Linked DNA regions of Homo sapiens: all the other regions are linked to region 3. Evidence: chromatin loops called from intact Hi-C (ENCODE). Cell type or tissue: IMR-90. All regions are shown on one strand. Region 1 holds the start of ASS1 (argininosuccinate synthase 1). Region 2 holds the start of NCS1 (neuronal calcium sensor 1). Region 3 overlaps GPR107 (G protein-coupled receptor 107). Region 4 overlaps HMCN2 (hemicentin 2). Region 5 overlaps PRDM12 (PR/SET domain 12). Region 6 overlaps NCS1 (neuronal calcium sensor 1). Region 7 overlaps FNBP1 (formin binding protein 1).

Region 1 (4,000 bases), 340 kb before region 3:
GCGTTGCTCCTGCCCTCCCAGCAGCGGGTGGGGCACCCCCCTCCCTCAGCCTCCGCAGGTCCCTAAGCTGCATTTGCAGCCCGAGGCAAAAACTAAATGAAACTGAGGGTTTGATGTCGGGGGAGGAAGTGACAGGGAGAGAAGGAACCACAGCTGCAATCCAGTGAGCGCTCACTCCAGGCACAGGACAGAGGTCAAGTCCACCAGACATGGGTTTGAGTGGCTTCAGCTCTCTAGCATAACTGCTCAGCTGCAAAATAGGGGTGCAAACAGCCTGCTCCCCACAGGGCGACTGTAAGGATTGGGTGAGATGCTGGGGGAAGGAGCCCAGAGCTGGGCACCAAGCATGTATGTGCCCACTAAGCTCTGTGCACCGCTGCTATGGCTGACCTCAGCCAAGTTCCTGGCTTGCTAAGCCTCAATTTCCTCATCTGTACAACCTGACAGCCCTCTGGGTTCTGACCCTCCCAGACATTGGGCTTTCTTCCTGGGAGCTGCGCCTGGCAGGCAGATCCTGGCTGAATTCAGCCTCCCCTAGTCCCAGCTCCACCCCCACCACATCCCCCAGAAAGGGCCACGGCAGGTTTCTCCAGCTCCCTGGCAAATGCCCACTGCCCTCCAGCCCTCCTTCCCCGGAAGAGACACCTGGGAGGAGGGAAGGTGGCCTCGCGTCAAGGTACCAGAGCCACCTGGCTTTCATTGGGATGGCATTCTCTGTGGCCCCAGCCACAGCCATCTGTCCAGCTTCCAGCAAACAGGCCAGCCTGGGCGCTCACTTGACACTAAGGAAAACTCGTGCTACTTGAAAACGTCAGAGCTGGAATGACAACAAGAGCGGCTACTATGTTCACAGTCACAGGTGCATCCTCTCAAGGTGGAGACTGCCATTACCACCTATTTACAAAGGAGGAGGCAGAGGCTAAGCGGCCAGCCGAGGTCACAAGCTAGCGGCTTCAAACCCAGCCTGACTGCAGGCCACTTGCTCTTCCCTGCACTAGGCCTTCCACTCCCTGGCTCCTAGGAGACCTCAGATCTCCCCTTCACTCTACACACCTTCCAGAAAACCAGCCCCCCAGTGAGTCATGGCCAACCTGCCCACTATTTCTCTGGAGAGCCTGTGTGCTATAGCTCAGGCCTACTGCCCCGTGGAAGATTCCCCTGCAACCCCTCGCTGACATTCTAACTCAGCTGAGCTCGGTTTGTCTTTGGTGATGGACGAAGGGCACATTCATTCATTCGTTCCACTCATATCAAAGTGCCTATGGGTGCCTGGTCGACCCCAAGTCTGGGGAGGGAGCCACGCCCTGGAAGATCAACTTTGCCCAAAGCTACATCAGAAATCAGAGCCTTAGACTCTGAATTCCAGCGAAGTTACCTCTTTCCACATGGGTGCCTGGTGCCCACAGGCAAGCCACTGACTTCAGGGACTGTGTAGTCAGTGCTCAGATGAGGCATCTGGTTGACCTGGCTGGCCTCCCAGCAGGCCAAAGATGAGATGGGCCCGGGTTGGGAGGGGGAAGCGCTTGTGCAGCAGGCTGTTTTGGGCCTGGCTCCACCCCAAGGCTCCTGCGGCCCTGGGCCTGCTTCCCAAGCACTCAGGAATGGAGACTGTGCTGAGAGTGGGGCCTCCCCTTCCCTCTCACGACGTGTCTGCCCCCGCACCGGCCAGGCGCTCAGCAGGCAGGAGTCACTATTCATTCACTTGATCCACCCCCACAGAGCAGAACCAGAATTACTTCTCAGCATGGTGCACAGATGGCCCCGCCAGGACAGGGTCCCGCCCCCACCCCCAAACTTCCCCGCCCTAGGCCTTGGGCCTAAGGGGTCTGGGAGGGAGAGGGAGTTTGGAATGGAGACTCCTCCAGTTCCTGCTCCTAGCCAAGCTTCCCAGTCCGTGTGGCTGCTTCTCCCTCCCTCTCATCAGAACCTAACCCCAGGCACAGTTATTGTGCAATTGGACCCAGGCCCAGCACCCAACAGTCTACAGAGCCCTTAGCAGCCGCACAGTATCTGCAAATGTTTCCTGAGCCCTCAGCCCCAGCCAGCTCTAACAGACTGAAGCTTGGGGGCCAGGCACTTTGGGTGGCTCGAGCCTGTAATCCTAGCAGTTTAGGAGGCCCGAGGGAGGAGGGTCGCTTGAGCCCAGGAGCTCGAGGCCAGCCTGGGCAACATGACGAGTCCACATCTCTGATAAATTTTTAGAAAGAAAAGAAAATGAAAAGGAAGCTTGGGAATCTGGAGGCTGAGCCAAGGCCTCACCAGCTCTCCCCATCACTGGGTTTGTGCTTGCTGGGAGCGGGAGGATCAAAGCCCAAGTCCCCTAGGTCTTGATCTACCCCTGGGGAGAGAACAGGTCTGTTCCTGCCCTGAGACCTGCAGCCTGACTCGGCTGCTCGGGAGTGGACTCTCCACTTCTCAGAGAAGAATACTGAGGCCAGGCCAGCCCTCCTCAGGAACAGCCCTGGCCGCCTGGGAGAGGAGTTTCCTCTCTTTCACAATGACCCTGCCTCCCTGGAGGGCGCAGCCGCCCAGGGGCCAAAGGCAACAGCAGCCCGAATAGAAAATATTCCTGGCACTGCCCCTCCCACAGAGCCCAGCCCAGGCCAGCAGGAAACCCCGCCGCGAGGCCGCCAGCCCCACCGGGGAGGGCCAGGTGGCTGCCGCCCCCTGCAGGGAAGGGAGCCAGGGCCACCATGCCCATCTGTCCAGGGTAAACTGAGGCTGCGGGGAAAGCGATACGTCCAAGCCCCAGAGGGGCTGGACTCCTGGTTTTACGCAGAGAAATAGAGGTGGAGACAGACGGCGAGTCCGAGAGAGGGAGAGAGAATCGGGAGCCCCCCCACACGCTCCGGACTCCCCAGGTCTCCATGTGGGGGCTTCACGACACAGAGGAAGCCGGATCCGACAAGGAGTCCAGAAAGGACCCGGCTGCGCAGGGAACAAATAACCCGAGCCGCTCTTCGGACCCGGGGACTCGCGCCCCCGGGGACTCGCGCCCCCGCCGCGTCCCCCACGCTCCAGAAACCTGGAATCCGGTGCCAGGCGTTTGAGCATCGGGAGCCCCTTCCCTCCTGCCTCGGTCCCAGTCCCCGGCGAGTGGCGATCGGGGTCCGCCCTCTGCCTCCGCGGGCCCCGGGGCGGGCGTCTTCTACGCCTCCTCCTCTGGGCCCGGGAAGCGGGTGCTCTCGGCTAGGGAGTGGGCAGCGAGAGGGGCCGAGGGCTCCTTACCGGGCTCGGGCAGCGGTGGCAGGCGGCAGAGCAGGACTGGCAGGGGTGCCCATCCCAGGTTATAAGCACAGGGCCCGGGGGCAGGGCCGGTGACCGGGGACACGTGGCGGGGACGCGCGCCACAGACCCCGCCCCCGGGCCCGGCCCCCGCCTGGAGCCGCTCAGCGTTCACAGCCACCTGCAGATGGGCGGGGCCCGCCTCCCCAGGCCTCGTCCCCACCTCCCCCCGCCTCCCACCAGGTCCGGGCCTGGGCCCGGCGCCGGCTCACCCTCCCAGGGGCGCGCCGGCGGGGGCGCAGGCGGCTCGCGGTTCCTGGCCCTGGCCCGCGGGCTGGAGGCGCCAAGGAGGGCGGCAGTGGCTGCGACCCATGTAACTCAGGGGCGGAGGGTGGCCGCAGCCGTCCTTCGAGAGACTTGCCTCCTGGCCCTGGGGAAGCAATTTAAACGCTTCGCGGTGGGAGCCGGGATAAAAGTTCCACTGGCGCAGGGAGCTTCGTGCTCACTTCTATCCGGTGCCGGCAGCCTGGGCCTTCTGCAGCCCCCAGAGCCCCCTCCCTCCCCAACCATAGCCTCTGGTAGCCGAGTAAGGATGAGAAAACCGAGGTGAGCCGGCGCGGGAAGGCCCGGCTTTCATCCCTTAGGCCAGGGCTGATTGCTGGCCTGTCTTCTCAGAGCCTGGCACCTGCCCAGACTCCAGAGGGCACCCAGTAAGCAGTGAGTAAAAGACTGTCTGGCTGCGAACCCACTAGACAGGAGGGAAGGTTGAGGTTCA
Region 2 (4,000 bases), 65 kb before region 3:
GGGCTTCGACAGAGGAAAAGTACCCAGGCCAACTCTCTCTCTGCCCAAAACTGTTCCACGTCTCCAAAGGCCTTTAAAAATAGCCCAGCCCAGCACCACAAGGGCCAGTTCCTAACAAAGCTTTGTTGACTCAACTTCTCTTAAAGTTGACAGATCTGCCCGGAGGAGGGGGCCGGACAGGACTATCACCCCAGGCCCTTCCCATTTAGAATCCACCATCATGGGCTTCTAGCAAAAGCCAGAAAAAGACACCCAGCAGAGCTTTTTTTTTTTTTTTTTGGAGACAGAGTTTCCCTCTTGGAGCAATCTCACCTCACCGCAACCTCCGCCTCCCAGGTTCAAGCGATTCTCCTGCCTCAGCCTCCCGAGTAGCTGGGATTACAGGCATGTGCCACCATGCCCAGCTAATTTTGTATTTTTAGTAGAGATGGGGGTTTCTCCACGTTGGTCAGGCTGGTCCACCCGCCTCGGCCTCCCAAAGTGCTGGGATTACAGGCGTGAGCCACTGTGCCTGGCCCAGAAGAGCTCTTGGCACGAGCTCTGAAGTCTCTCACTAGCCTTGGAGCAGGACAGACCGGAGTTCAAGTCCTGGCACTGCCTGGTCACTAGCTGTGGGATCATGGGAATGCCACTTTGCCCCTCTGAGCCTTAGTTTCCCCATCTGTAAATGGAGATCGTAGCAGCACCCAGCCTGGTAGAGCAGTTGTGGCAGAGTCGAGGTGCTAATGATGCCAAGAGCTTGGCACGTGACATGCTCGATGAGCAGGAAACCTGGCTTCACTCCCCTGTCCCACCATGATGGAGGCATCCCGTGCAGCCCATGCCCACCACTCCTGATGGAGCCCACGGTGTCCTCACCCTCCCCCGGCACAGGGACCCAGGAAGTCCACCTGCTGGCGGCTGTGGGCCACATCTGGACTTAGCTTGAAGGAGTCCCCAGCGAATCTCACAAAACAGCAGCCAGACTGGAATGGGCCACCCACCTGCCCACCTTGGAGAGAGGGTGAGAACAGCCCCTGTGCCCAGGGGCTTCACCCCTTCCAGGTAGCAGCTCTTGGGATGTGAGCTCCATGCTGCAGGATTCCACAGGAGAAGGGCCAGCACCTCGCAGCAGACTAGCACCCGCTCAGGAAAGCCCCCTTTGTTCCAAGCATGAGGGGTGAGGGGCATGGAGCTGAAGCGTGGGCTTGGACAGACCTGCAGACGTGCCCAGAAGGCCGATGGAGTGGGGGGAAGCGGGGAGCAGAGGTTGTGCAATGCACCACCAGGAGCTGCCTCCCCAGCCTCCATCAACACATGGGGCTGGCGGTCAAGCTGCTGCCTCCAGGGGTGGTGCAGAGGGCCTGGGCCCACGCAGCTGCCCGGGGATGGGTTCTGAATTCCAACCCAAGCCCAGAACCACTGTCCCCTTCCAAGTCAAACACCCAGGCAGAGGTCCTTCCAGACCCCGATGCTGAAGCCTTCCCTCTGGCAATCCCCTGGGTGGTCTGGACCCATTACCATTAACCCCTGGTATGCCAGGGCACCTCCGGAGAGGCTGCAGGGAAGGGGGAAGCCTGGTATGGAGAAACTAGGACTGCAAGGGGACTGCAGAGTTGTGAAGTTAGGCAAGTGGAGGGAGACACACTGAGGCTGATCTGGAGACGCCCAGAAAGGACAGGCCATCCTCCTCCGGGCAGCCCGCGACAGCTAATGATCACACGCGGCCCAGATGACCCGGGCTGTAGAAACCCACTTCCCGGTGTGGCAGACAGAGATGGGGCCAGGGAGAATCCAGCCTGTAAGTGCTGCAACCCACAGGGTGCCGGGGACCCTTCACCGCCGTCACCGCACGACGAGCGCTGTGCCAAGTCTCGCCACCCCCCCCCCCACACGAACGGGGCCAGGGAGGGGGCGACAGGCCAATCTCGCAGCAGCGGCGGCGGCGGCATCGTGATGCATGAATCACCAGCCCCGCGCGCTCGTGCCAGTCGGCTCCGCGCAGCCGGGCGCCCCCTCCCGGGACCACCGCCCCACCCTGGCAACAGCCCCTGCCCGTTGGGACAGCTCTGCGGAGAGGGGGCCGCCAGGGGGCTGGGGCTGCCCCTCCGGACCTAGGGGTGGCGCCGCGCACGCCGACCGGCGCGCACTCCCCGGGCTGGGGGTGCCAGAACAATGGGGCCGGGCGGGGGGCAGGGGCGCGGCCCGGGAACCTCCGAGGGGTCCACATTGGAGGCCGGGCGGGGAGGACGGAGCGGAGGCGGCAGCGCGGAGCGGGTAGCGCGCGGGTCCGGGGGGCGGGGGCGGGGGCGGTGGGTGTGGGGGTGACCGCGGGGCGCGGGCTGGGGGCTGGGAGCACTCACAGTAGGTCTTCCTGGTCAGCTCCTCCACAACTTCGGGCTTCAACTTGCTGTTGGATTTCCCCATCCTCGGCGGCCGCGGCCCCCGCCCCCCCGGGCCGGACCCGGTTGGGGCGCCCAGCAGGAGCGGCTGGGCCGGGCGGGCCGGGCCGGGGCCGCGCCTTTGTCTGCGGCGCCCGCGCTGCGCTGCGCGGCTGTCGGCGCCGGGGCGCCCGGGGCGTGGGGCGGCCGCTGGGCAGGCCCGGGCGGTCCGGGCGCCGCGGCGCGGGGCTGCCTGGGCTGGGCGCCGGCGCCGGCGCGGTGTGGCCGCGGTCGTCCCTGGTTACTGGGCTCCGCGGCACATGCTCGCTGCTGCCTCCCGCCTGCCGCCGCCCCTGCGCTCCCCGCCTCCCGCCTCCCCCCTCCCGCCCGCACCCGCGCGCCAGGGGTGGACCCGGAGCCGCCACTCAGCGCCCGGCGCCACCTCCCGCCCCGCACCCGCCTGGCCGCGGCCTCCGCCAGCTGGACCCCGGCCTCGCCAGCCAGCCGGAGGGGCGTCCCCTCGGCTCAACGCGGCCCCAGGGCGGGGCAGCCACCCCCGCCACCCCCTCCCCGAATCCAGCCCTGGCGCTCCGGCCCCCGCCGCGGCGGGGAGGGCCCGGAAGATCGGATGTGAATGAGGCCAGGTCCCGGCCCGGAGACATTCATTCATTCGACACGGATTCATGGGGTGCCGGGGACACGGCGGCCCACGGGACAGGAGTGCCCCAGCCCTCGCAGGGCGGGCAGGGGGCTGTGCGGGATGCGGCAGGTAGCGGTGGGAGCACCTACTCTCGGCCTGGGGGCAGGAGACCTCCAAACCCAGGGTCAGGAAGGGAGGTGGATGGAGAAGCGTTCTGGCCCAGGCAACCTGGAGAGGCGGGGAGGCCTGCATGCCCGAGGGAGAGTTCCCCGGCTTGCGGGCTTGCGCACGGCTGCAGGCACAGGGGACCTGGGAGAAGGGCAGGGCCCACGGGGCAGGCCAGGAGAGGCCCCTCGCCGAGGAGCTGGGCCCCTGCCCACCAGCGCCCATGAAAGGACTTCAGCAGAGAGTGATGGGTCAGAGCTGCTGGAGTGACAGGTCAGAGCTGCTCAGAGCTGTTTCTCTGAGCCGAGGCTGGGGTGACAGGCTCCACCTGAATGGACAGAGGCCAGTGGATTCGCGTAGGGGGGTGTGGTTCAGGTGGTAGGTCCAGCATGGCCTTCCCGGTCCACCTCATCCAACATATCATCATATCTTGAGAACTCTCCTATCCTTTTCGGCTTTAGTTTCTCTCCTTCACATCCATCACAAACGTCACCTATGTTTTCTGCATCCTGTTTGTCTCTTCCATGGGAGAACACCCTCCCAGAGGGCAGAGGCATCTCCATAACCCAGAAGGCCGCCTGAGGTGTTACCCAGCAAATCTCTGTGAATGAGCGAAGGACGGAGGAAAGAATGACACCCGGTGCTGGGGCCCTGGGGTAGGGGAGAGAGCGGGGAGGATGAGGCAGCCCTCCCCGGGGCTAGCAGGGATGAGGCAGGAGTGGGGTCTCTTTCTCCCTTCTTTCCACAGTGTTCTAACCTCGGAGGGTCCAGAAAGCTCAGAGGAACCCTGAGCAGGGCCGAGTGCCTTCCAGCTCCCAAATATCTCTCCTGCCTC
Region 3 (4,000 bases):
AACATAGTGGAACCCTGTCTCTACTAAAAATACAAAACATTAGCTGGGTGTGGTGGTGGGTGCCTGTAATCCCAGCTATTTGGGAGGCTGAGGCAGGAGAATCGCTTGAAGCTGGGAGGCAGAGGTAGCAGTGAGCTGAGATCGCATCACTGCACTCCAGCCTGGCAGACAGTGCGAGACTTCGTCTCCAAAAAAAAAAAAAAAGAAAGAAAAAGACTACCTGTTCACCAAGTTACAAATATAATAAAACTACCTTCTTATATAACACGATAAAAGAAAAATAAGGACAAGAATATCCCCAAAGAGGCTGGGCGTGGTGGTTCACATCTGTAATCCCAGCACTTTGGGAGGCCGAGGCAGGCAGATCACTTGAGGTCAGGAGTTCGAGACCAGCCTGGCCAAGGTGGTGAAACCTCATCTGTACTAAAAACACAAAAATTAGCTGAGCGTGGTAGCAGGCACCTGTAATCCCAGCTACTTGGGAGGCTGAGGAAGGAGAATCGCTTGAACCCAGAAGGCAGAGGCTACAGAGAGCAGAGATCGTGCCACTGCATTCTAGCTTGGGTGACAGAGCAAAGCTCTGTCTTAAAAAAGAAGAATATCCCCAAATTAGCCAGGCGTGCTGGCAGGCGCCTGTAATCCCAGCTACTTGGGAGGCTGAGGCAGAAGAATTGCTTGAACCCAGGAGGTGGAGGTTGCAGTAAGCCGAGATCATGCCATTGCACTCTAGCCTGGGCAAAAAGAGCAAAACTCCGTCTCAAAAAAAAAAAAAAAAAAAAAAAAGAATATCCCCAATTATTCCTAGAGGTGGATTTGTACTTCCTACCTTGGGTTTTTCTAATGATGGCAGGGTGCTTTACTGGGCTCCAAGAAAGGCTATGTAGCCCGGCTAGAAGCAAAAGCTCTGTGACTCCTGCTTAAAGCCACTGAAAAGAACCTGCTTAAAGCCACTGAAAAGAACCTATCACAAGAGGACACTCCAGAGGGAAAAGAAGGGAACCTGGTATCTTTGAGGGGAAAAAAATGAGAAAACGGGAGAAGGGCTATTCCCAGGACTAGAAAGAAAACAAAAGCTGGTGCAGGTCGCAGAAGCTGAGTGGGCCTTGGGAGGCTGGCCTCTGACCACTGACCAAGGCTCCAAGCCTGGGTATGACTTGCACACAGGCTGCCTAGGAGCAAGAGTTACGTGAACCTGGACAGCAGGAATGCCATACTATCTGTTCCAGGCCCAAACTGGCGAGATCCTCCAGAATACTGTGCTCTAAATAACAACCTAGGGCTGACCCTGGCGTGAAGCCTCAAAGTCATGTTTAATTTAACTTAAAGAAATAATGCGTTATTAGTTATATACCAGGTTTGTGAAAGAAGATTTACAGCTACTATGCATTTTCCGAATTTTCTAAAATGAATCTACATTGGCTTTATAATCAGAAATAGAGTCAGCAACAAAACTTTATTAACAAAAACCTGTTTTATTTATTATTCATAACCTGCATTAAAGAATGTTAATATCCACACTGGGTGTACGATACCATGGATCCAGAGACCGTTCTGAGCTTTGAGAGAAGAGAGCACTGCTCCTTAAACCCTTGTGGTCTGAAATTCTCACTTGTGCTATGGCAGCCTGTGGTCATGAACATTATTCAAATAAGCCCAGAACCACACAAAACATTTTCTTTGCAGCTTTTCTTCTGATTTAGGAGGCATGACTGGAAAGTCAAGGAGATGCAAAAGGGCTATAAAGGGCACAACCATTTCAATATCAGGTAGTTTTCAAGGTTCCTTCTGTCATCAGAGTCTTGCTTTAAATGAATACTGACACATCTATTTTGAAAGTGTGTTAAATCAGCAGGCAGGGCTGCTTTACACATAGCCATCTCCAATCCATTATCCCTCCTGTTCTCACAGCGAAGTGTTATCTGGCCCTTCTAAGACAAGATTTTCTCTTGCTGACTCAGTTTTGAGAAGGTGAAAATCACAACCACGAGTGGAAATGAAATGAATCATCTTAATAAGCAGCAGTCACCCCCAACCTCCTCCTTATACAACTGACTCAACACCTCCTTCTCCAAACTACCCCTGGCTGCTCTCACGAAGTGGGCCCCAGGCCTCCCCTAGCTCTCCTCCCAGGAAGACAGCATCTTGACACCATAGGCTGCCTCCACTCCTCCGCAGTGCCGCAGCACGTGGGTTCAGAGCAAGCTGAGCAACACAAAATGAGCACGAGAGAACTTGCCTTTTCCATCTGTTGCTGATGCTTCTTGTAAATGTCTGATTGACCTAAAAATAAACATTTAGAGAACAAAAAGTTAGCTGACAAATCTGCACTCCTCTCTATTTCCAGCTCTAGTAACTTGAGGCTGAATTTCTCAATTACATGCTGAAAGGTTGGACTACATCACTTTAGAGCACTCTCCCTAAAACGGGTAGAGGGGGGGAAATGGTTGATATCAACACGTCTGAGGTAAAGTCGCCCTCTGCTGGCCAAATCTGTGGCAATAAGTCTAGCAGGGACCAGAGCGTGAGGAGAAAACAAAACTCCATCATTTAATGCTCCTGTTAATCTCTCACTCCCACAACCACCCCCTACCCAACACTCCCATGACAATGGAGCATCACTGGGCTCACCTGCCACCAGGAGAGAATAAACCCTAGAAGAAAGTCACCAGCTGACTTCTAGAGTCTAGGTCTAAGAGCTGTGAACATACAGCACCATGCAAACTTATCGAGTGGAGATTTTTAACACTGCTGAAAAATGCCAGCCTCCAGGGACACTGTCTGGGGCTGTGATGTGCTGGTACCTAATGACCATCATTACATTTCAGGCAGAGGAACATTAACATTATTACAGGAGCCGCAGGTGAGAGGTGGAGGCACCATGAAAAGCCACCAACAGAGAGACTTCCCTGAGGGCTGAACAGGGCACAGGCAGACAGGCTGTGTGAGGGAAGGCGGCTGTGGTCTGACACTGTCACTCACTCTTGTCAGCAAATCAATTACTCTTCCTAAATCCTCCGTAATTTGCCCACCTGTGAGAGGGGCTATCTGCTTGAGAACTGAATGGAACACCACACGAAAGCTAACCAGTACACTGCTGGCCCTGAAGCAATGCTGGCTGAATCGGGATATTTACAAGTATTATTATTATTATTATTATTTATTTATTTATTTATTTATTTTGAGACAGAGTCTTGTTCTGTCGCCAGGCTGGAGTGCAGTGGCATGATCTTGGCTCACTGCAACCTCCGCCTCCTGGGTTCAAGCAATTCTCCTGCCTCAGCCTCCCGAGTAGCTGGGACTACAGGCACATGCTACCACGCCCAGCTAATTTTTATATTTTTAGTTAAGATGGGGTTTTGCCATGTTGGCCAGGATGGTCTCGATCTCTTGACCTCGTGATCCGCCCACCTCAGCCTCCCAAAGTGCTGGGATTACAGGCGTGAACCACCGCGCCCAGCCTAAAAATATTATTAATCTTGAATCACCTCTCCAGTACTTACTGACTTTTTTCATTTTACAGTAATTTTTAGGATATTTACCTTAAGGAATTTTGCCATTTGGAATCTGCTCATTAGTGTTGTAATTAACAAGGGGCAGGAAATGGCTGCTTACACCTCGACAGCTTGTTGGGGTTCCTTATATTTGACTATTCTGATAGTGGCATGTGTAAAAGTAGGGTGTGAACCTCTGTTCCCTAATGAGGTGCTCTTTTCGATCTGGAAACAATGCTGGACATCCTATGTTAGATACCCGAGTGACTAATTCCTGTGCAGGACGGCAGGAGGCTGCAGTGAGGAGGAAGAGTCATTCATATTCCACTGGGTGCGGTGGCTCATGCCTATAATCCCAGCACTTTGGGAGGCTGAGGTGGGAAGATCACTTGAACCCAGGAGTTTGAGACCAGCCTGGGCAACATGGCAAAACCCTGTCTACAAAAAATTGGCTGGGTATGGTAGTGTGTGCCTGTGGTCCCAGCTACCCAGGAGGCTGAGGTGGGAGC
Region 4 (4,000 bases), 240 kb before region 3:
CCCAGGGCCCTGCTCCATGTCCACCCACGCTCTGGGTGTCCTTGGGCAACTTACTGAATCCCCCTGTGCCCGTTTTCCTCTGGAATCCTCTGCCCAGAATGCAGGCCAGAATGTCCCACCGCCAGGGGCTGCTACCCCCACTCCCCACTGTGGGGATACACACCACACACACACAACACGATACACACACCACACACCACACTACACACACGAAACACCATACACACATACCACACACAAACATACACACCAAGCACTACACACACCACATACTATACACACCAAACACCATACACATACCACACATGACATACATACCAAACAACACACACACCACACCCTATACACACCACACACCACATACACACCACATACTACACACACCACACACCAACATACACACACAGCACACACACACCACACACTACACATACCACACATACCACATACACACCACACACCACAAACATACACACACACAGCATACATATCAAACAACACACACACCACACACCACGTACACACCATACACTACACACACCACACACCATACACATACCACACACAACATACACACTACACACCACACACCACACACAATACATACCACAAACCACACTACACACACCACCATACACACACCACACACAATATACACACCAAACACTGTGCACACACCACACACCACACACAATACATACCACACACCACATACACACCATGCACTACACACTACACACACCACACACACAACATACACACCAAACACCATGCACACACCACACACACACCAAAACTATACACACCACATACACAACACATACAACATATACACCAAACACTACACACTACACACACCAAACCACACACACAACATACATGCCAAACACCACACACACACACACACACCACATACACCAAACACCATACACACACCACACACACAACATATATACCAAACACTACACACACCACACACACCAAACACCACATACCACATACACATCACATGCTACACACCATACACACAAACACCATGCACACAAAACACCATACACACACACACACCACACATTCACACATACGCACCACACACTACACATCATACACACACACTACATACACATCAAACAACATACACACACCACACACAAACATATACACCAAACACCATACACACATCACACACTACACACAACACCATACACATACACACAACATACAAACACTACATACACACCCCACATACCAAACACCACATACCACATACACACCACACACTACACACCACACACACCACATACATACACCACACACAAACACCATGCACACCACACACACAACATACACCAAACACCATATATATAGACCACACACACACAGAACACATACATGCACACACCAAACACTATACAACATACATGCCAAACACCACACACACACACCACATACTACATACACACATCACATACACACAGAACACATACATGCACACACATCCCACACATGACACATACACCACATACACACACTACACATTCGCACACTCACACACATGCACACCCCCCTCTCATCTTCCTCAGCTTTCCCCTGAGAGCCCCTGTACTTCCCGCCACGCCGGGGGCCAGGCCTTCCGAGCTGCAGGTCGGGAGGGGTGATGGTTTCTGCTGTGGAACCTTGTTTACCACAATCTCAGCCTAAAGTGCTCTAGTGCAGGACGGCCCTGAAGCTCTGTGACAAGGAGGACAAGGAGATCCCCGGGCACCAGCTGCTGCCCAGGGTCCCTCACGCCGCCCCCTCCCCACTGTGCAGAGTCCCACACACCACACACACCACCAAGTGGGTGTCCAGGCTCTGGGCCTTCACGCCCCACCCCACCCCACGAGGAAGAGGCAGATGGTGTCACTGCAGGGCCCAGGGAGTCCCCATGAGGGTGCTGGGCTCAGTCCCAACCCTGTAGCCCTCAGAGCGCTCCGAGCCCAAGGCCACAGGGCTGTGAAACAAGGCCCTCCTGACCAGGAAGGAGGCCGGGGCAGCCCAGGCGGCAGGCCTGGTGGGGAGAGGCAGTGCTATCAGAGGGGATTTGGGTGAGGCTGACAGGCTCAGGACTGGTCCCTGACTGACCAGGGCTGTGTGTGGCAGTCAGGGGCTGGGTGGGTCCCACCTTCCACTGTCTCCCACCTCCCAAAAGCGCAGAACGGCTGCTTGCTGTTAGCAGAATCCAACGCAAGGTGGCGCCATAGTCAAGGGCCGGGGACCTGGGTCGGGGAGGGTCGGGGGGCCAGGTGGGCAGGTCGGCAGCTCTGCACCTGGGGATCCAGAGGGGCTCCCAGAGCTCCCACCCAGGTCCTCCCCTTGCCTAGGTGGGTGCCATCCCTGCTTCTACCTGCCTCTCCCTGAGTCCTTTTCTGGGGCCTTCCAGGGCGTCCTGTGGCTCACAGAGCAACAACCAAGACTAGAGACGCCCCCCAGGCTCCTGTCAGGCTTTGGTGACCTGCCACTTGCTACCAGACACCAGACAGCACCCTCCAGAGAACCTCAGCCCCACAGAGGGGAGGCGGTGCTCCCAGCCATGCAGGAGCCCAACGCCGAAAGAAGCAACTGAGGCAGTGGCGGGGGCTGAGGAGGGATCTTCTGGGTGGGGCCGTGGGGTTCACAAAAAGGCAGAAGCCAGGCATCCACCACATTTCCTGAGCCCTCCTAAGATGCCAGCCCTGTGCACGCGTGGGGTCCCACTGAGTTCCCACAGCAGCTCCATGCAGAGGGGCTGGTACAACCCCGCTGTACAGACAGGGAAACTGATGCTCGAAAGGAGATAGAAACTGTCCTGAGTTACAAAACCAGGAAGGGCCAGGGCAGGGTTCGGCGCTGGGCAGCTGACCCATGGTGGCTATCGGCCCCACACCGTGCTCCTGCCCCAAAGACAAGCCCAGAAAAGCTGCTTTGGCCAGAACCACTGAATCCATCCTCTGTGGGAAAGTCAGGGGCATGGGGAGAGGCGGGCTGACCACGAAGCCCCAACCCACAAGGACCCCGGGCTGCCTCAGCCCTGGCGATCACACCCCCAGATGCTGATGGGCACAGGGGGGCAGGGCAGGGGTCACACTTGTCCACATTCTGAGTCACATCCTGGCTGTGTGACTTCAGGCAAGTCACTTAACCCCCTTGGGCCTGGATTGCCCCTAATCAAAAGGGGCAATAACACCATCCTGCAGGGTTGACAATGGGATGAACCACCTGGCATGCTGCTGACAAGGAGCATGTGCCCCGTGGGCCTGCCACGTGCAACCCAGGGCACTGGAACATGAGTGGGGACGCCTCCCAAGCCAGCCCACCCCACCTCCCCAGTCCCTCCCCAGACGCAGCTTCACCTCTGGCAGGGCACGGCAGGCTGGCATTCTCTCCGGCCACTCGCTCCAGCAGGCCGCTGGTCTCATCAGCCCCCCAGTGTGGTGGCTCTGTAGGGAGGCAACATGGCCACACTCCTACCTCGGGCCCAAAGCCTGGCACCCCTCAACCCCTGCCTCCAAGGAACCCAGGGCCAATGGGGAGGGTGTCCCCTTCTAGAATCCCAGCCCCTAGCCTCCTGGCAAGTCCAGTCAGGGCCAGGGGTACTGGCTCACCCTGCAGGGAGGCCCCATGGTGCAGCCACCAGGGCCGAGCCCCACATGCTGGGGAGGCTGAGCTGTACCCTCAGACACAAGGGGCCATGAGTGGTCCCTCTCAGCAGTGGCTTTCCAAGCTTTTATTTATTTATTTATTTATTTATTTATTTATTTATTTATTTATTTATTTTAAGAGATGGGGTTTCACTATGTTGGCCAGACTGGTCTCGAACTCCTGGGCTCAAGCGATCCACCCACCTCGGCCTCCCAAATTGCTGGGATTACAGGCATGAGCCACTGCACTCAGCCCCAAGCTTGTTTTAAATTCCTAATAGTGAAACTGCTAGCACCACTGATCCAGAACTTTCTATGCGCCAGGTGCTTCACACACTCTC
Region 5 (4,000 bases), 580 kb before region 3:
GGTCAATATACAGTGCTGGACTACACTGCATCCCCATGGGAGATGCAGAAAGCCCTTTGGACTGAATCTGCGGGCTGACCAGGAGGTGATGTGGCCTAATAGTCACAGGCGTGGCTTCTGGGGTCAGACACTTGAAGGGAACCCCACTCTGCCACTCACTGAATGAGTGATGTGGCAAATTATTTACTCTCTCTATGCCTCTGTTTTGTTGTACTTCACATGGACATTGATTAAAAGAGCATTGGGGGAAAAGATTGGGGGGTAGTATCCACTTGTGGGTTTGTGAGGAGGATTTCTGGAATACATATGTTTAAAGCCCTAAGACCGGCTGGACTCATGCCTGTAATCCCAGCACTTTGGGAGGCCAAGGTGGGTGGATCACCTGAGGTCAGGAGTTCAAGACAAGCCTGGCCAACATGGTGAAACCCCATCTCTACTAAAAATACAAAAAATTAGCTGGGCGTGCTGGCGGGTGCTTGTAATCCCAGCTACTTGGGAGGCTGAGGCAGGAGAATCGCTTGAACCTGGAGGCAGAGACTGCAGTGAGCCATTGCACTCCAGCCTGTGCAACAAAAGTGAAGCTCCATCTCAAAAATAAAAATAAAAATAAAGCCCCAAGCCCAGGGCTGGCCCACAGAAACTGCCATGGCTGTGTTTGCATGTCTTTGATTAGGGGGGCTGCAATCTCAGGAAAGGGGCCTTAGGCCTCTGCTGGAAATGCAAGCAAAGTAAGAGGTTAGGCTTTTCAGCATCATGCCTCCCTCCAGCGTGCAAATCACAAGTCACATCCTTTCACCCTGGTATCCCAGGCCCTGGCAGCACACTTCTGTGGAAACAGATCTGTGGGCAGACCAGAGGCACCTTGGTCTGCAGTTACAGCCAGCTACCACCAGGTGGGTTCTGGAGCCTGGGATGGGGATCCTTGGATCTGTTAGCTGAGACTTCACAGGACAGAATGACCCACAGAAAACAATTTCGATTTTTGTTCAAGGGCCTCACTGACCTCTCTGAGTTCTGACTCTGGGAGGCTCTACTTCAGGAAGCCAGAATTATTTCCTGGGAGTCTCAACATGTGGGCAGGAAAAGCACCTGCCTTTTCACCCCTTGGCATCCAAGGGAGGGGGACTCAGGACAGATAGGCTTTGGTCAAGGGAACAAGAGGCCTGGATGGGGGCTGCATGGGAGGGGGGAATGCAGGGGCCACCGGAGGCATTGGGAGCCTAATGGTGGGGTGTCAAAGGAGAAGCGAGGTTCCAGTGGGAGGAGAACCAAAGGTGACTTCCCCCACTGGCCTGAGGGAGTGAACCCCAGATGGGGCCTGCAAGTGAACTCATCAGGTGTCCAACCCTGCCTGTGCCTCCATTTCCAGGGTCCAAGACAAATCACTCAAAGTAAGGGGGTCTTTAGGAGTACACCCCTGAAGTTCCAAGTGGGGCTGGGCTGTGTGTCCAAGTGTAAATTCCCAAGTGTCTGCAGGTGCACATGTGTGCACACGTGTGCTGGATGAAGATGCAGAGTTGTATCTGCGGGATGCCAGGAAACCACACACCCAGTGGGTTGGACGATGACACCCTCATGGCTGGTGTATGCTGGAGCACAGGTGTGAACTCACACTCCCCTGCACGCACCTCCTTCCTGGAGAGGAGAGGTGAGACTGGCCCTATAGGAACCATGAAGCCCTCTGGCTTTAACTAGAGGTCTTCCTGCTCCCTGGTCTTCTTCAAGAGGGTCTGGAAATGGGTGCCCAGAACATTTGGAGAGTCTAGGCATTGGGAGGGCACTTGGTGGCCATTTTGGCCCATTCCCACTGGCTGCTTGAACTCCTTTGAGTTGGCCATTAAAATGAAAAAAAAAAAAAAAAGTAAATATTTGGGAGAAGTTACAAAATAAGGCACTGATGTTTGAGCCAGCTGGAAACCGGGAGAAATCTGCCTGGCCCCTTTCAAGATTTCCGGTTGCTTTGCACTGTGGCCCATCTCACTGAGCTCTGACATCCCAGTTGTGACAGAGAGAATTTTCCTGTACACACCAGTAAGTGGAACAACGCTTACCCGCCCCTTTCCAGCTTCTAGACACTTTCTATATTTCCTTCCTACAGATAAAAGTGTCCACCCATTCAGATGCTAAATGATAAATGTTCCAAGTAATTTTTATTTTAGAATACAAGAGAGGTACAAATGTATTTACAGTTGTACATATACAATCAAATAATAATATATTACAGTTTTGTAAATATCATTTTAGATAAATATTTACAAGGTTAAAGTGACCATCTTCTGGAAGTAGAACGCAGTTTCTTGAAAACTCTATACATTTTATACTTTTCATTAATATTATAGTTTATTTTACAAAACGCCCTACGGGAATCCTGGTAAATGACTGCAAAGTGTGAGAGGCGACACCAGAGGGCGCGCACGGCCCGAATTTGAGGAAACGGGCAGGGACCGAGGGAAGTGTGGGCAGACTGGGCGGAATTCCCGGGACTGGGCACAGCTCGGAAGCGCTTCGTGGCCACAGAAGCCACCTTAACCTCTCGGGCAGCGGTTCCAGTCTTGCCCTCCTCTCGCTGGAGTGTGTGTGTTGGAAGGGGCTGGGGGTATATTTCGCCTTCCCAGGCACGATGTCACAGCTGAAGGGGAGGGGGCATTGGTCCAACTCCTTCATTTTACAGATGGGGAAACTGAGGCCCAAAGAGGTGCAGGGTCTTGCTCGGGGTCCCACAGAGGATTTCCATTGTGCCTCCACTCTCAACGTGCCTGGTGCACTGCAAAGAGCTCCTTCCTCATCCGTCCCCAGGAGCCAGGTTTGGGGGTAAGCTGGCCTAAAGGAGAGAAGGGCCCAGAAGATGCATCTCTCCGGGTCTCTTCCCGCTGCCGATGGACCCCAGTAGCCCGCACATGTCAAGGTTGCGTAAGGACTCCCGACACTTCAGGACACCAGTCCCAGGGGCCGGAAGAGGAGATGGCGCCCCCACAACCCCCGCGCCCGACCACACCCGGACAAGGAGGTCGCCCTCCCTTCATTCCGAAGCACAGGACTCTCGGTGGCGGAGGAGGGGACTCCCCTTCCTCTGCTGAGGGGCCCTCGGGGGCTCTAAGTCCGCTCTCCTGCCACCCACGAGGGGGATGCCGGCCTGGGCGCCCGGCTCTACAGCAGCAGGGAGACTCGGGGGCGAGGCCAGGCAGGGGGACCCCCTCCCAGAGGAGGCGGCCGAACAGCCGCACCAGCTGCGTGGCCTGGGTGAGGGACGCCGCCCTCAGTGTCCTCATCTGCGACACGGGCCAAGGCGGGGGTGCCTGAGATCCGCCTCCGGGGCGCAACCCCAGCGCGCGGGGCTCCGCGGCGGCGCCGGGCCGGGGGTTGGGGCTGGAGGGCGAGTCGCGCTGCGGGGCCGGGGTGCCGGGGACCCAGGAGCGCGCGGGGCCCGGCGGGGGCGCGGGCGCGCTCACAGCACCATGGCCGGCAGGTGGTGCGCGGCGGCGGCGGCGGCGGCGGCGGCGGCGGCGGCGAGCGCGGGCGCGTGCGCGTGCGGGGCGGGCAGCGCGGGCGAGTGTGCCTGCAGCGCGGTGCTGGGCGGCCGGTGCCGCGCGCTCTTCTGGTGGGCGCGCAGGCCGGCCAGCTGCGAGTAGGCGCTCTGGCACACCTGGCACTTGTAGGGGCGCTCGCCCGTGTGCAGGCGCACGTGGTTGCGCAGCGTGGACGACTGGCTGAAGCGGCGGTTGCAGAAGCGGCACACGAAGGGCTTGTCCAGCGTGTGGATGCGCATGTGCGAGCGCAGGTTGCTGCGCGAGTTGAAGCCGCGGTGGCAGATGACGCATCGCATGCGGCCCGCGGGGCCAGCCGCCGAGTCCGCCGGGTGGAAGTCCTCTGGCCGCGGGGCGGGGCGGGGCGGGGGAAGGGAGACGGAGAAGGGGAGAGAGCAGCCCCGTTAGAACCGGCGCCCCGCAGCCCGGGCCCTCAGCGCCCCCAGCCCGGGGCCGGTCCGTCCTTGAGGGTGGGT
Region 6 (4,000 bases), 130 kb before region 3:
CCTCCTCTGATCCCCCTCTCCCCAACATGGCAGGGCCCATGCATACTGAGCAAACACGGGGTTACTTGACCAGAGGGGGAAGAGGAGGGCTCTCCTCTATCCCAGGCTCCAGGCCAAGGGTGACTCGGGGGAGGGCAGCCACACAGACTGCCACCTCTCGGGGTGCCTGCTGGGAGCTTGCACAAGAGCTACTCATCTCCCCACCTTCCCTCCCGACGCAACCCTCCATGTGGTCAGCAACCAATCTCTAGGCCCCCTGCGCCTGGCCCATCACAGGTGCAAAAGTCAGATGAGGTGAATGAATCATTTGCCTGAATCCCTGAGCCAATGGAGGTAGGGACCCAACCGGACATGCTGCAGCGCACACACCTCCCAGGGGTCCTCAAAGTGTGATTCACAGACCCGCAGCAGCAGCGCAGCCCAGGAACTTGTTAGGAACTCAGATTCCCAGGCCCCTGCCCAGACCCTCCTAATCAGAAACTCGGCGGCTGGGCTGGCAAGCTGGGTTTGAAGCAGCCTCCAATCCAGGTGATTCTGAGACACACTTGACTTTGAGAGCCACTGATCTAGGCCAATGGTTTTCAGACATTTTTAAAGCAGCAGCCGCCCTCTCCAGATGAAACAGGCAGGTCAGGGGATGTCGTGGGTGAGGCAGTGGGCGGGGCCTCACACCACTCAACTCTAGGCCTCGCAGAAACACTCCTGCAGATTTTTCTGGTTTAAAAGTATACTCAAGGTTCTCACTTTGCACATTCTTTCTCTCTCTTTTTTTTTTTTTTTTTTTTGAGATGGAGTCTCGCTCTTGTCACCCAGGCTGGAGTGCCATGGTGTGGTCTCAGCTCACTCCAATCGCCGCCTCCCGGGTTCAAGTGATTCTCCTGCCTCAGGCTCCCATGTAGGTGGGATTACAGGCGCCTGCCACCACACCCAGCTAATTTTTGTATTTTAGTAGAGACGGGGTTTCACCATGTTGGCCAGGCTGGTCTCGAACTCCAGACCTCAGGTGATCCGCCCAACTCGGCCTCCCAAAGTGCTGGGATTATAGGCATGAGCCACTGCACCCGGCCTACACATTCTTTCTCTTCAGGAAACTGGGAAGACAACACCCAAAGCCAGAGAAAGGGTGTCACAAAGGGAAGAAACCTAAAACGAAACGGAGAAGAATGTAAACAGACAAAGCAACAGGCCCACACAGGGAGGCGAGGACAAGTCCAGGAAGCGTGTTTAATTGGCGTGACATGGACGACATACAGCAGGAGCTTGGGGAGGCTGGGGCATGCTACACGGCCCCTGTCCACCCCTGGGCCTCGCCCTGACCCTGGCCCCAGAGACACACACCGGCAGGTTCAGACAGGACGGCACCCCAAAAAGAGACTCAAAGGGGGCTGGGGAGGCAAGCAGGAAAGGAAATAACCACAACCAGAAGACATTGCCTTTTGTTTGTTTGTTTTTGCAAGCATTATACCAATTTCTCCCCCAAGTGGCAGGCTCCGGGTGGGAGGCAGCAGCAGTCCAAACCGCTACTCTTGGGCACCGTCCTCCACTTCTGTGAGGGGCTTTGATGATGACACTCACATTTGGGTCTCACCAGGCCCCTGCGAGGCAGGCCCAGCAGAGACTCTTGCTCCCATCCAAGGGATGGGGAAATTGAGACCCAATGAGCAGAACTGACTTGCGCAAAGTCCTGAAGGAAGCCAGCCACCGAGTCAGGCTGGGAGTGAGGTGGGCCTCCCTGGGGCCGGGAGCCACTGCAGGAACAGGGACAACAGGGAATGTGCAGACTGGGGAGGGCGACTCGGGGCTACCCCATCCTGGAGAAGGGGCAGAGCCTGAGCCTGGATGCTAAGATGCCAAGACAGAAGATGGGACCAGCTGTTTATTCAACAAAAGCCTTTTATTCATTCAAAAATTAACCATTGGGTTTATTCCGCAGATATTAAAAAAAAAAAAAAAAGAGGGGGGCAAGGCTTCCCATCACAGTGCCCTTAAGTTAATTCACTTGCTATCCAGGGATGGCCTAGCAGAGGGGTGTCTGGGAAACGCTGCCAGAAATGTGGTGGCCCAGGGCCTCTGAGGACTCACAGCCCCCTCCTCGCCTCCCCGCTCCAGCCTCCCTCCGGACCACCCGTCCGGTGGGGTTGCAGCCCCCAGGTGCGTTGGCGGCTTACCACCACCAGGGGGCGCGCCGCGCTTCCTTAGCTCCCTTAAAATTAAATGCTGAAACCGCGCTGGGAACAGGGTGACTTTCCGCCTGGCGGGTGGGCAATGGAGGCTTTTTCCAGAGACAGCCTGCCTCTCCAGGAAGGGATCCCAGGCATCCCGACCTCCCCACCAACCCCCTCCGAAAAAACACAAAGTTCCTGAAACCCCAGGTGCACTTGTCTAGGAAACGGGCTGTCAAACTGAAAAGCATTTCAGGGGAAGAGATGTCAGTACAGAGGGTGACACGTACGCTTGCCTTGATGTTATTTTAAACGTGGCCTGCTTAGATCATGGAAAATCGGAACATTCTCCTAAGTCACCATCAACACAAAGTGAGGAGCAGACGCTACGAGGAAGAGGACAGGCCGTGGCCGACTGGCCGCCTGGGGCTGGTGCCTGCCCTGGCCCCAGTGCGAGGCTCTGCAGAGGGACTATGGGCGTGCCCTCTGCATCAGAGCATCTGAAGCGAGCCGCATTGGGTGGCAAACGCCGCTGTGGAGAGGCGCACGGGCTGCTCAGGAGGCACCTGGCTCAGGATTCTGCGGCATCACTGCAGCCAGAGGCCTGGGGAGAGGAGGGGGCAGAGATCGGTCCCTGCCAGGCAAACTCTAGTGAAAATGGCCAGTGTCCAGCACCCCGCCAGGGCCGGGAAGGGCGGCCCTTCCGGCAGCTCTGGGCTGGCTCGGGCTGTGGGCCCACCGGCATGCTGGGCTGCGGTCCGCAAGCATACCATCTGCTAAGGCCAGAAGCCACACCTGTGGCTTCAAACCAAAAGGCCAAAGGGCAGGACGATGGAGGAAGGCCGGACACACCGAAGGGGTCCACATGCTTAAGCCCAGACACCCTCAGCCACAGGTCAGGTTGTACAACAGTGTCAGTCCCATTGGACCAGAGAGGCAAATCGAGCCTCAGGCAGAGGCCAAAGGAAAGTAATTTGACCTGGGAAAGACCTCCCTCATCCTCTCAGCCCAAAGCCACCATGTTCGTTCCCTGCCCCAGACCCCAGGTCAGAGCCCAGCTGAGAAACTTCAGCCGTTGGTGCTGAGTCCCAGGTCGCCCGGGCCAGCAGCTGAGCAGGGAGCCGACTGGCAGGGGCCTCAAAGAATCCACCCTTCAAAGTGGCCTGTGAAGGTGGAACCACTGACCCCATCCCTGCAGGATGTTGGTGGGGGAGGGGGGGTTACCGTGGGGCCAGCGTGCAGTCCTAGGGGGCTGCCAATGAACGCCTCAGGGGGGACGCTGGGGTTGGCTGAATGCTCCAGCCAAGGGGAACAGCCACGCAGCCCCACACGGCAACGTCACTACGGCAGAGGCCTTCCTCGGGCTGGAGGCCTGCTTGCTGAGGGTGGGAACCGAGGACCAAAGTGTCCCCTCTAAAACATGGGCTGATGGGCTGTTGACTCTGCAAAGCAGCAGCAAGAATTCTAGACCCAGGCCTGGCCCTGACAGTCTGGGAAGCGGCTTCTCACCTCAAGCCTTCCCTGTGCAAGGACTCCTTCTGGGTCCCAAAGAGCGCTCAAGGGTCTGGGGGGAACCAGGAAATGCTGCGGGAAGGGACAAGGTGTGCCACATGACACATTCATCTGCTGGAACTGACCCCACACACCAGCAGCCACGCAATAGGGGCTGTGCTGTGACTCAGACAGTCCCTCGGGCTGCTGGGGTCAAGCAAACTTAACCACAGCATCACCAGCCACAGGAAACTGAACCCCAGGCCTAGAGTGACATGATGTCGGCATGGAAAAGGGCCTTCAAGACCAACCAGCCCGGGCCTCCTCGCTCTGCAGATGGGGCAACT
Region 7 (4,000 bases), 220 kb after region 3:
TGGAATTTCCCGTGAACGTCTCCTTCCTCCCCCGTATCTGCCGCCTGTCACTTCGCCACCGTGCTAGAATACTGTTGTGTTGTAAGATGACTAATTTTAAAAGAACCTGCCCTGAAAAGTTCTTAGAAACGCAGTGAAAGGGAGGAACTTGTCCTTTACCCAGTTTTTCCTTTGTAGGATGGGAAAGTATAAAAAGGCACAGAAGGTTGTCATGGGCTGTTCCTTGGGGGTTTTTATCCTGCTCACCGTGGAGATAAGCCTGCGGCTTGTCTAACCAGCGCAGCGCAAAGGTCTCGATGCCTTTTGGTAACATCCGTCATTGCAGAAGAAAGTTTACACGACGTCAAAAAGTGACGTTCATGCTAAGTGTTTTTCCAGAAATATTGGTTTCATGTTTCTTATTGGCTCTGCCTCCTGTGCTTATATCATCCAAAAACTTTTTAAAAAGGTCCAGAATTCTATTTTAACCTGATGTTGAGCACCTTTAAAATGTTCGTATGTGTGTTGCACTAATTCTAAACTTTGGAGGCATTTTGCTGTGTGAGGCCGATCGCCACTGTAAAGGTCCTAGAGTTGCCTGTTTGTCTCTGGAGATGGAATTAAACCAAATAAAGAGCTTCCACTGGAGGCTTGTATTGACCTTGTAACTATATGTTAATCTCGTGTTAAAATAAAATATAACTTGTGGCTCCGTGTCACGGGACTGTTTTGTTGCATGAAGATATGACCCTAGTTGTGGAAGCAGCCTGGTGTCATTGGAAGCCCCCTGGGCTGGGGAGCTGGCCCCTGGGAGGAGCTGGAGACCTAGATAGCTCTCAGTTCCACCCCCATCCACGGTGGAGGGGGAGGCTCTCAGACCGTGGTGACGTGGAATTCGGGCTGATGTAGTGCGAGGATTGCGAGAGGCTGCTTATGGCCAGGAGTATTTTTTGCATGCACATTCAACTGGTTGCTGCTCTAGCTCTTTGGGGACCTCATTGCTTGGGGCTGGGGCAGGAGGAGGTGGTGAAATGAGGGCACACCTGAGTTTCATTATTTATCTGGTATCACCAGTGCTCAAGCCGGTACTCCTGGTGGCGTGGCTGGAATCACTAGTTTCTGTGAAGCTGCAGGCAGTGCGGAGCTGTTTCACGTGGACAACTCGAAAGGGCAGCAGCCTTGTGCCTGGCACTGGCTGGACATGTGCAGTGGGAGGCCCCGTTTCCACAGCCAGCTTTGAAAATTTCACCCTGGCCTTTTGGGGGAAGATAGGATTGGTTTGTGCCCACACTTCTCTGTGTCCCAAGGGTTTTTTTTTTTTTTTTTTTAGCACTGTTTTAGGAAAACAGTTGTCCAGGAAATGACATATTCGCAGCTACACCAAGTGCAGACCTGGCAGCTCTGCTGATGCCAAGCATCCTCACTTGCGGAGGGCAGGAGGTGAGGGCACCAATATGGGGCCATTGGTAACCTCTAACCACAAGTGCGTGCAGTTGGCTTCAAGGCACCATTGAGAATTGCTGGTTCCCAGTGTGACACAGTGTGGCACAAGGGAACAAGGTGGATCTACTGTTATCCTACCCGAAACCCTCTCCTCTAGGTTGTCAGCAAAAAAGTCCACTTGGGAAGAATATTTCGGGACTGCGCCCAGCCGTCTGTGGGGCGGAGACGGGCTGTCTCCACCTGTGAACCCCCCCATGCCCCACCCGCCCCTGCCGAGCCTTCTCCAAGAGCCGCACCAGCGCTGAGAAGCCTAGAACAGAGCCTGCTGGTTTGGGGCCCCCATTTCCGCGGGTGTGGACATCACAGAGGTCGGGAGCATTGGGGGCGACTAGTTTGTTTTCTGCTGCACTGGGGAAGCCTCTTGAAGTAGGAAGTTCCTGACTCACCGGCTCCGGGGAGGCCACAAGCCTGTGGGGCCGGCTCCTCCAGCGGGTCAGGAAATACCGGCCCGCCCCACGCCCTCCACCCGCCCTGGGCACGCCCGGGCCTGGGAGGCGGCTCCTCCGTCCGCAGAGGTGGTGGGGACCCCTGGCGGGAGCAGACGGCAGAGCGCAGCAGTGGAGGGAGCAAGAAGGGCCCCCTGCGATGAGGAACGAGATGGCGGTGGACAGAGGCAGGATTCGGTCGTGCCCCCAGCTTTTTTTAAATTGAAGCGAAAGACTCAGAAATCGTGAAATGTATGGGACAGCCTGGAAGCTCCACTTTGAACTGCTGCTGCCAGAGAAGGATGGTGGGAAAGAGCCACCATCCAGACGGGTTCCCTGGCTCTGCGCACTCGCCTGGGGGAGGCCTCCTTTTCCCTGGTCCTAAAACGCTTTCCCGATAGGGGAGGCAGGGATCTGTGTTGCCAGCGCCCTCTGAGACCCGGGATGAGCGTGTGAAGGCTGCCAGCAGGCACGTGGCAGCCCCTTGGTGTGTCAGCTGCTTCTCCAGGGTCCCACTGAGTGCCCATTCGGCCTTGACTTGAGCACTCCTGCCTCCCGTTAGACCTCCAGATGGTATAGTGACCTCCGCCGGGGACATCTCCGGACCACAAAAGGTACAGAAGAAGCAGAGGAAGGACCCTATCCTTGTCCTCAGAGCTAAGGGGCCGAAAGCTGTGGGAGGAAACACGGACCCACTGTCCCCGTCGGGGATGGGGAAGGCTCCCTTCCTCCCTGCGGCACCTGCTGGACGGACGTCTCAGCCTAGGACAGGGCCGCATCCCTTCAGTCCGCACAGCCCCTGGCTGCCACGCTGTGCCGAGCCCTGCCCTTGAGAACCTGTTTCCAGTTCCAGCTCTCCACAGGCCCCCTCATCTAGGCTGGTCCCGGGTCAAATCGAAGGAAGGAATGGAGGCTGCACCCTGAGAAACCCTGGGACACCCTTCCAGAACATACATTGCCTAGGCTGTCTACTGCTCCTAGCTTTCCCCAAAGGCGTGTGTTTCTTCTGCGCCCAGCTCACCCTTGCTCCGTCCAGGTAGCAGGTGTCTCTCTGTGTAGGTGAAGTTGCAGAAGGGACGAGCCAGAGGGGGCTGTGATTCCGAAACCTCTGCTCACTTCCCCCAAGGCTCTCTGGGGCTCAAAATTAGGTAGCATTAAGACCCTCAGGATAATTTATGTTTGCACTGAATTTAAAACAGAACAAAGGTAGGAACTACACTTTTTGGGTGGCTGCGCCTTGCAAATGTATTCGGATGCAGGTTTGTGAGCAGCGCCATGGCCGACAGAACCACAGGCAGGCGGCAGGTCTCCTGCAGCCTCCCCCACGGTGCAGGGGCGCCTTTCCGGCTCCTCTAAGAAGCGCTGCTGAAGCCACGCCCTGGCTTAGCGCGGAGGAGGAGCCACCGTGGGGCACCGTGGGGAGCGAGGCCTGAGCCCCGCCTCCCCAGTCACCGAGCACTTCCTGTCCCTGCTCAGTAATCAAGCACAGACTTCAGATCTTGGCATCTCAGTCTGAACTCCTTAAAAGCCAGGTATTTTAAAAGAAACGTTTTAAGGCAAATTGGTACCTATTTCCAGCCCACCTTTCTGTAGTGCAAGAACTGTCTCCAAACCTCCTAAATAAATCTTCCAGACAAAACTTTCATTCTCATTTTCCATGTTCAATGTCAATCACGTGGATTGACACATATCTAACCTTCAAATGTAAACAAAGCCAAAAATATTGCTTAGAGATTCCCACATAAAGACAAAGGTTGCTTTTTCCTCTTCCGGGAACGCTGTCTACAGGCACTCAGCATGGCCCAGTTTCCCAAACCGTCATAGGCTTTCCTAGAATACAGCCTCTAACAGCACTAGGCCGGCCCGAACCCCTGGGAAGAGAATCGTTTACCTTTATACCAAGATTGGGAAACTGCCAAAGTCTGCACATGGCATGGGCCTGGGCTGACTCCGAGGGGTTTGTGCTGTGAGACCTAAAGCTCCTATGAGACTGCCCCAAAGCAAAAACATGTCAGCAAGCGGCCAGGCGTGGTGGCTCACGCCTGTAATCCCAGCACTTTGGGAGGCTGAGGCAGAAGGATCACTTGAGCCTA

What was found. A loop is a pair of places that touch in the nucleus more often than their neighbours do. Peaks named below come from ENCODE experiments on the same cell type or tissue, not always from the same donor. Only the 100,000 strongest peaks of a DNase experiment are listed, where the experiment ranks them.
Region 1: a loop joins it to region 3, with 12 times the contacts of the local background. A loop is called at or near these places in 5 of 110 quality-filtered maps.
Region 2: it touches region 3 in a loop (6-fold over the local background); 18 of 110 quality-filtered maps call a loop at or near these places.
Region 4: a loop joins it to region 3, with 17 times the contacts of the local background. A loop is called at or near these places in 75 of 110 quality-filtered maps.
Region 5: a loop joins it to region 3, with 15 times the contacts of the local background. A loop is called at or near these places in 15 of 110 quality-filtered maps.
Region 6: a loop joins it to region 3, with 15 times the contacts of the local background. A loop is called at or near these places in 107 of 110 quality-filtered maps.
Region 7: it touches region 3 in a loop (3-fold over the local background); 74 of 110 quality-filtered maps call a loop at or near these places.

What each region holds. Positions count from the first base shown.
Region 1 is chr9:130,444,224-130,448,223 of GRCh38, reverse strand. ASS1 (argininosuccinate synthase 1) reads right to left here and starts at 3,263. Exons shown (of 15, transcript NM_054012.4): 1 at 3,229-3,263. RefSeq lists enhancers at 456-1,123, 1,793-2,460 and a silencer at 3,341-3,460. In IMR-90, no CTCF peak of the experiment used is centred here; a DNase peak (open chromatin) is centred at 1,583; H3K4me3 peaks cover 815 bases; H3K27ac peaks cover 1,942 bases; H3K27me3 peaks cover 140 bases.
Region 2 is chr9:130,171,070-130,175,069 of GRCh38, reverse strand. It overlaps NCS1 (neuronal calcium sensor 1), which reads right to left and starts at 2,666. Exons shown (of 8, transcript NM_014286.4): 1 at 2,343-2,666. The coding sequence starts at 2,406. RefSeq lists enhancers at 392-1,302, 2,764-3,552 and a silencer at 2,600-2,689. In IMR-90, a CTCF peak has its summit at 2,013 (motif pointing left); a DNase peak (open chromatin) is centred at 2,699; H3K4me3 peaks cover 2,159 bases; H3K27ac peaks cover 1,785 bases.
Region 3 is chr9:130,105,776-130,109,775 of GRCh38, reverse strand. GPR107 (G protein-coupled receptor 107) reads right to left here. Exons shown (of 18, transcript NM_020960.5): 14 at 2,237-2,280. Among named protein-coding and RNA genes, the nearest start is that of GPRACR, 36 kb to the left of the region's middle. In IMR-90, CTCF peaks have their summits at 2,480 (motif pointing left) and 3,777; DNase peaks (open chromatin) are centred at 2,125 and 2,445; H3K27ac peaks cover 187 bases.
Region 4 is chr9:130,341,808-130,345,807 of GRCh38, reverse strand. It overlaps HMCN2 (hemicentin 2), which reads right to left. Exons shown (of 98, transcript NM_001291815.2): 25 at 3,372-3,458. Among named protein-coding and RNA genes, the nearest start is that of HMCN2, 78 kb to the right of the region's middle. In IMR-90, a CTCF peak has its summit at 2,222 (motif pointing right); no DNase peak of the experiment used is centred here; H3K27me3 peaks cover 221 bases.
Region 5 is chr9:130,681,115-130,685,114 of GRCh38, reverse strand. It overlaps PRDM12 (PR/SET domain 12), which reads right to left. Exons shown (of 5, transcript NM_021619.3): 5 at 2,132-3,867. The coding sequence ends at 3,446. Among named protein-coding and RNA genes, the nearest start is that of EXOSC2, 11 kb to the left of the region's middle. RefSeq lists enhancers at 2,783-2,952, 2,998-3,673 and silencers at 3,103-3,342, 3,823-3,922. In IMR-90, CTCF peaks have their summits at 886 and 2,396 (motif pointing right); DNase peaks (open chromatin) are centred at 2,434 and 3,774; H3K4me3 peaks cover 974 bases.
Region 6 is chr9:130,234,503-130,238,502 of GRCh38, reverse strand. It overlaps NCS1 (neuronal calcium sensor 1), which reads right to left. Exons shown (of 8, transcript NM_014286.4): 8 at 1,200-4,000. Among named protein-coding and RNA genes, the nearest start is that of MIR12126, 4.9 kb to the left of the region's middle. RefSeq lists an enhancer at 992-1,551. In IMR-90, a CTCF peak has its summit at 2,167 (motif pointing right); a DNase peak (open chromatin) is centred at 3,842.
Region 7 is chr9:129,883,874-129,887,873 of GRCh38, reverse strand. FNBP1 (formin binding protein 1) reads left to right here. Exons shown (of 17, transcript NM_015033.3): 17 at 1-687. Among named protein-coding and RNA genes, the nearest start is that of MIR6855, 16 kb to the right of the region's middle. RefSeq lists a silencer at 1,849-2,098 and enhancers at 2,289-2,338, 2,389-3,070, 2,869-3,178, 3,170-3,464. In IMR-90, a CTCF peak has its summit at 2,025; DNase peaks (open chromatin) are centred at 3, 313, 1,933 and 3,323; H3K27ac peaks cover 524 bases.